2 separate regions of the Homo sapiens genome follow, and region 1 is linked to region 2. The links are chromatin contacts, found by Hi-C or POLR2A ChIA-PET in ENCODE. All regions are on one chromosome and are shown on one strand. The core of a region is the stretch at or near the end of the contact, and the rest is flanking DNA. Distances in the headings are between cores, read along the strand shown. Region 1 overlaps LOC105372112 (a long non-coding RNA gene). Region 2 overlaps LOC105372112 (a long non-coding RNA gene).

The links. Hi-C counts contacts between places; a loop is a spot of excess contacts on that map. ChIA-PET counts read pairs that join two places held with the same protein, here RNA polymerase II (POLR2A). Pooled maps may share reads with other maps.
Region 1: a pooled map shows a loop between it and region 2 (1.9-fold over the local background). The contact joins two enhancer-like sites. A Hi-C loop is called at or near these places in 3 of 168 maps with a recorded cell type or tissue (DLD1, endothelial cell of hepatic sinusoid and psoas muscle) and 3 of 50 pooled maps. POLR2A ChIA-PET finds 5 or more read pairs at or near these places in 3 of 52 experiments (HEK293T, WTC11 and endothelial cell of umbilical vein).

What each region holds. Positions count from the first base shown.
Region 1 is chr18:49,617,932-49,621,035 of GRCh38, reverse strand. All of the region lies in intron 1 of LOC105372112 (a long non-coding RNA gene), which reads right to left. Among named protein-coding and RNA genes, the nearest start is that of LIPG, 57 kb to the right of the region's middle. Within about 2 kb of position 1,780, at least 4 of the 41 ENCODE cell types and tissues checked have a DNase peak (open chromatin) inside an H3K27ac peak, as active enhancers do.
Region 2 is chr18:49,722,375-49,725,478 of GRCh38, reverse strand. The region is part of intron 3 of LOC105372112 (a long non-coding RNA gene); the gene reads right to left. Among named protein-coding and RNA genes, the nearest start is that of ACAA2, 90 kb to the left of the region's middle. RefSeq lists an enhancer at 950-2,149. Within about 2 kb of position 1,663, at least 10 of the 41 ENCODE cell types and tissues checked have a DNase peak (open chromatin) inside an H3K27ac peak, as active enhancers do.

The sequences.
Region 1 (3,104 bases), core at 531-3,030, 100 kb after region 2:
CAAAAAAAAAAAAAAAAAAGAGAGAAAATGTGGTACATGTACACCATGGAATATTATACTATGCAGCCATAAAAAATGAAATCATGTCTTTTGTGGGAACATGGATGGAGCTGGAAGATGTCATCCTTAGCAAACTAAAGCAGGAACAGAAAACCAAATTACCACATGTTCTCACTTATAAGCGGGAGCTAAATGATGAGACCCCATGAACACGAAGGAAACAAAAGACACTGGGGTCTACTTGAGCGTGGAGAGTGGGAGGAAGTGGGAGGAGGGAGAGGGAGGAGGGAGAGGAGCAGAGAAAATAACGATTGGGTACTGGGCTTCATACCTGGGTGATAAAATCATCTGTACAACAAACCCCTGGGACAAGAGTTCACCAATACAACAAACCTTCACATGTACAAAAAAGAGGTCAAGAGAATTGTCTTGACCTCTGTCAAGAATCTATCTAGAAGGATGAACATTGGCCCTACCCACAGGCATCTTGGCACCTCACTGAGAGCAGTGTTGGTCCTGAGGAGAAGGACAAGCCAGACAGCTGTGAGTTAAGGCAGGAATGAGAGGTAAGGTAGTGTGGAAAGGGCAAGTTTAGAAAACACCTTCCAGAAGGTATGAGAAACAGAAAGGTAGCAACATAGGGCTGTGAAGGCAAGGCAGCGGGAAGGAAGTTTATTTATTCATTTTTTTAAATGAATGAGGTTTGAAAATGTTAAATGCAGATAGAAAAAGCTAGCCCAGAGGGGAGGTGTTAAAGATATATGGGAGACAACGTTTGGTGGGATGAGCAGGTTGTGGAATCCAGGGCACAGTTAGCAGGGAAGGGTCTTTCTCTTTGGCGAAGGCCTATTTCAAATCAAGGAGAATGTCTAAGGCATCACAGGGGTGACAGACTTGCAGTCCCTTGGGCAACTGCCTTCCAAGGCATGTAGCCAGCCCCAGGAAGCATCGGATCTGGCCCATGACATAGCAGCTTCTCTCCAGAGGGACTGCTCGAGCTCTAGGAGGATGCATTCTTCTCACAGCTCAGACTGATGAATTCATGCCTTCAGGCTACCAGCTCATGGAGGCAAAAACATGGATCTCCATGGAAATGCACAACTGGCTTGGTGTGGCTCTGCAGATGCCCTCGGCTGGTGCAGGCACCCACAACAGATTTCTGGGACTCTCCCAACAATACCCTAAACCCCTGTCACACGCGTTGGTACCTCCCTAGTACTAGCTATCGCATTCCACCACAGATCACAGCCATCCAAGTGGCTCTGTTCATTGTTCTTTACCGTAAGTTCCTTAAGAGCAAAAACCTGATGGTTTTGATTTTTGTATCTTTGTTCAAAATTGCTCTCTGTGTGAAACGGATTGTATTTTGGCTGAATTCTACCATCCTCGTTCCAACATTTTGGCTCAGCCACCACTCAGAGATGGCCCCAGGAAGCCACCACCCCCTGCCCTGGCACTGGCCTGCTTCACAGGAGTGTTTTAACAAGATGATGGCTAGGGATTTCTAACCCAACCTACCCCACTCCCAGCAGCCAGATACGAAAGGAGAACTCCAGATTTTCAACCCTTTCCAGCTCAGCTGCCTCCCTTCCAAAAAAGAACTTCTGGGAGTTTGTGCGATCCCAAGTCTGCAGCTTCCATTGTCCAGCACAGGACTCCCTGGCCTATCCCCTTTATTAATTCAACCTCCAGGAGTGCTCCGAAGAGATGGCCACATTCCAATCACGTCGTAACTGGGGAAACAATAAAATGCCTGACTGGCTATAAACTGTCGCAGAGATAAAGGCCAGTTCCTGATCATTCCCCAACAATGGCCTTCTGGAGGGACTGGGAGTGCAGTCCCAGGAACACTTGGTTTGCTCACTCAGCAGAAATTAGAAAAACATTGCCAGCAATTTCTTTTTTTTTTTTCTTTGAGACAAGGTCCCGCTCTCACTCGGGCTGGAGTGCAGTGGCACAGTCATAGTTCACTGCAGCTTCGAATTCCTGGGCTCAGGCAATCTTCCTGTCTTGGCCTCCCAAAGCACTAGAATTACAGGCATGAACCACTGCACCCAGCCCCACATTGCCAGCTTTGAAGCCCCAACTGGCTCTAGCTCAGGGAAGAATGGGCAAGAGACACAAGGCAACAGATGGTGCTGCCAAGCTGGAGGGCCCCCAAATTGAGCAGAAAGCACCCTACACCCACAAACACCCCACACCCCTTGCAAGCCAGTGTGGTCTGCTTTAGCAGATATCAGGTAGGAAGAGTCCAGCTGGTCTGTAATCAAAAGAGTCAACTCTTACATCAGAACAGCATGTGCCAGCTCCTCAGGCCCTTCCACATTTTTATTTCATTTGATCCTCAAAACAAGCTAGGAAAAGTATTATCGTTCCCATTTCATAGATGAGAAAACTGAGACCGGGGTAGCTGAAGCATGCATGGATCTCAAGTAGCAGAACCACTCAGGTCTTCTGACTCTTTTTTTTTTTTTTTTTTTTTTTTTTTTGAGATGGAGTCTCACTCTGTTGCCCAGGCTGGAGTGCAGTGGCACGATCTTGGCTCACTGCAACTTCTGCCTCCCAGTTTCAAGCAATTCTCTGCCTCAGCCTCCCGAGTAGCTGGGGTTATAGGCACCCACCACCACGCCTGGCTAATTTTTGTATTTTTAGTAGAGATGGGGTTTCACCATCTTGGCCAGGCTGGTCTTGAACTCTTGACCTTGTGATCCACCTGTCTTGGCCTCCCAAAGTGCTGGGATTACAGGCTTGAGCCACCGCACCCAGCCCCTGACTCCTTAATTCACAGCTTTTTCCTAAAAAGTGCACGGCCTCCCCTTTACAGAGTGTAGTTTTTGCATCTGAAGTTATAAACAGACTCTGAAGATGCTGTAATTCTTTCATGCTCTCCAAGCCCATTTGGCAACAGTGTATCAGAAAAGGTCTCTTCCATTTCAGGATATAAGAACACTTCCTGGAACAAGCTCTGAGCAAGTCACAAAACATGCTCTCCCTGCCTGATCTGAGCCAGGTGGGGAAAAACATTGCCCTGGGATCCCCAGGCTCTCCAGCCGGCCTGATGGAGGTGGTCTGGGAATACATCCCACTGCAAAAGTAAAAGGACC
Region 2 (3,104 bases), core at 414-2,913:
TATCTACTAATTTTTAAAATAATCTTTTTTAAATAATTAAAAATAGCAACTTGTACACCAATGTTTATAGCAGCATTATTCACAATAGCCACAAGGTGGAAGGAACCTGAATGTCTATTGACAGATGAATGGATAGATTAACTGTAGTCTATCCATATGATGGAATGCTATTCAGCATTAAAAAAGAATAAGGCTGGGTGCGGTGGCTCACGCCTGTAATCCCAGCACTTTGGGAGGCCGAGGCGGGAGGACCACGAGGTCAGGAGATTGAGACCATCCTGGCTAGCACAGCGAAACCCGAAACCCTGTCTTTACTAAAAACACAAAAAATTAGCCGGGCTTGGTGGTGGGTGCCTGTAGTTCCAGCTACTCAGGAGGCTGAGGCAGGAGAATGGCATGAACCTGGGAGGCGGAGCTTGCAGTGAGCTGAGGTCGTGCCACTGCACTCCAGCTTGGGCTACAGAGCGAGACTCCGTCTCAAAAAAACAAACAAACAAAAAACAAAAAAGAATGATAAATTCTGATTCATGCACCACCATGGATGAACCTTAAGGACATTATGCTAAGTGAAATGAGCCAGACACAAAGGCTAATACTGTACGATTCTGCTTATATGAGGCTCCTAGAGTAGTCAAAGTTGCAGAGATAGAGGTAAAATAGAAGTTACCAGGGGTCGGGGAAAGGGGGGATGGGGGAGTTTTTGGTTGATAAGTACAGCATTTCTGTTTGGGGTGATGAAAAAGTTCTGGAGATGCATGGCAGTGATGGCTGTGGAACATTGTGAATGTCCCTCGGTGCCACTGAACTGTACACTTAAACATGATTAAAATGGTAAATTTTATGTTATATACATTTTACCACAGTAAAAAAAAATTTTACAGATAAAATTATTCAGGATTCCAAGCTGGTGACAGCAGAGCATTAAACCAAGCACAGGGTTTTCTGCTTGTGCGGCCCACCACGGCACAGGTCGCATGCTTGTGAAGACACCTGCCTGTACCTGGCATTGGGGACAGCAGCAAATCAGACCTGGCCCTGCCAGCAAGGAGCTGGAAATGGAACCAAACCCCGAGACTCTTCCTGACACTGGCCGGGCAGGAAGAGCTCCTGACCAGTGTTTCCTGACCTGGGTTCTAAGCACAGAAAATGCTGGAATTTTCGCATGTAGCCTAACTTTTGTGAAACACTCTTTCCTGACACATGACATTTCATATAGGTGAGGCAACTTTTGGTATTCTTTTAAAATAGAATTGCAGAATCCTGGGTAAATCAAGGGTTCCATCTCGGAGCTAGGTCTCATCATCACTTTCACCTTTCTGATGTTCCCTCCCGTTAAGATGAGAATCAAACAAGAAAATGCCACATCATGGTTCCTAGATGAGCATCAGGTCAATACAAATAGAAGCCACTGAGATCAGAGTGCAAATGGCACTGAGAGGTGGTCCTGGGGTGCCACAACTTTGACAGGGTGACAACTACTGTTGACTGAGAATGTGGGAGGAGGTGAGTCAGACGGAGAAATCACCGATAAAGAACAATGCTCAATTGTCCGCTGACGCCTCCCTTCTGATAACATCTCACTCTCGAAAAGGCTCAGAGTTTCTCTTTGCAAATTACTAAGGAAAAGGAAGAACCTCTCCACTTCTGGGCAATTTTCCCATCTCTCCTTATAAACAAAAATGTGGTCACTGCCAGCCCGCCCTTCTCCTGCATCCCACACTGTGCTGTGCCCTCACGAAGCCTAGAGTGACCGCAAGACGGGGCAACCCCCGGGGGCTGCCTTTGAGCCACGGCTGTGAGAGAGGGTAGAGCCACATTTCAAGTTCTCGCTCCTCTGTTGTGTTTCCCAGACCTTCTTTTTTAATGTGTGAAAGCTTCCCTTAAATCCTTTAGGAAAACTGGCAGTACATAAAAAACAAAAACAAAAAGTCAAGAGTAGAACAATGATAGCTCTTGTCTCAAATAACTAAATGCAGAAATAAACAAGTTCTTCCCATAGCCTAGCCACTGATGGTGTGTCAGAATAAAAATGAGGACCTGGGAGTTCTTCAGTCAAATTGCTTTCGTCAAATTATGTGCCCTTTGAGATCCTTCTTGTCTCAAAAAGGGATAATCCTATTTCCCAGAGGTGTTTGGACACCAAATGAAATTTGCCGTAGAAAGTCTAAAAACCCCATTGGACCCACCTTTACCTAACATTGGGATCCGAGAACACCTGATGACAGCTCATCCCACACCACAGAACTGAAGGTCAGCGGCTGGTTGTGTACAGGGAGCCAGGAAGGCTTTCCTGCAAAGCTATATTTTACTCAGAATATATCTATGCCTGTTTCCCTTCCAGGTCTCCCAGCAAGGTAAGTTTATCCTGTGATGTCCAGTTCCGGCCCCATGGTTTGGCAAGTGCTACCTTAAAGAAAGGCCAGGGCTGAGCACCATGGCCTTATTGTCTTTGCTGCAATTTACTTTAAAATGCTTTGGTATAAACAGTATGATGTACCTGTGTGAAATTAGCTTATACATTTACTTGCTCAGAATAGGTGATACATTCACATGGTAAAACCATCAAAACAATATGAACTGTATTACAGTGAAAAGTCTTGTTTCTACTCCTACCCCTATTGGCCCTATTTCGAATCCTCTTTCCTACCCTGATCCCCAGAGGTAACTTACTAGTTTCCTGCGTATCTGTCCAGCAAATACAAATGCAAATACAAATGCAAACCCTTATTTCCCTCCAGCTCCATAGAATGCAAATTATTTCCTCAGATGTCTGCACCTTGATCTTTCCCTGAACCCTATATCTTGGGGTGGGGGCAGGTGTTTCTCCACCAGTTCCTGGAAAGCTTCCTTATTTGCTTACTTCAGTAGCACACTGTTCCATTGTGTGATTGCACCAAATTTTCCTTATGGAGTCTCACGAAGGTGGGCATTTTGGTTGTTTCTAGTTGTAAGATGACTTAAATCAACATCCCGAGAGTGGCTAGTTAGCATTTAAAGCACTAACCACTTGATTTCAAAATTTAAGTCACAGGGCTCCAGAATTATCATACAAGATGATAGAAGTAATTTCTAAATTTTCACTGGTGAAATGAATGCTGATCAAC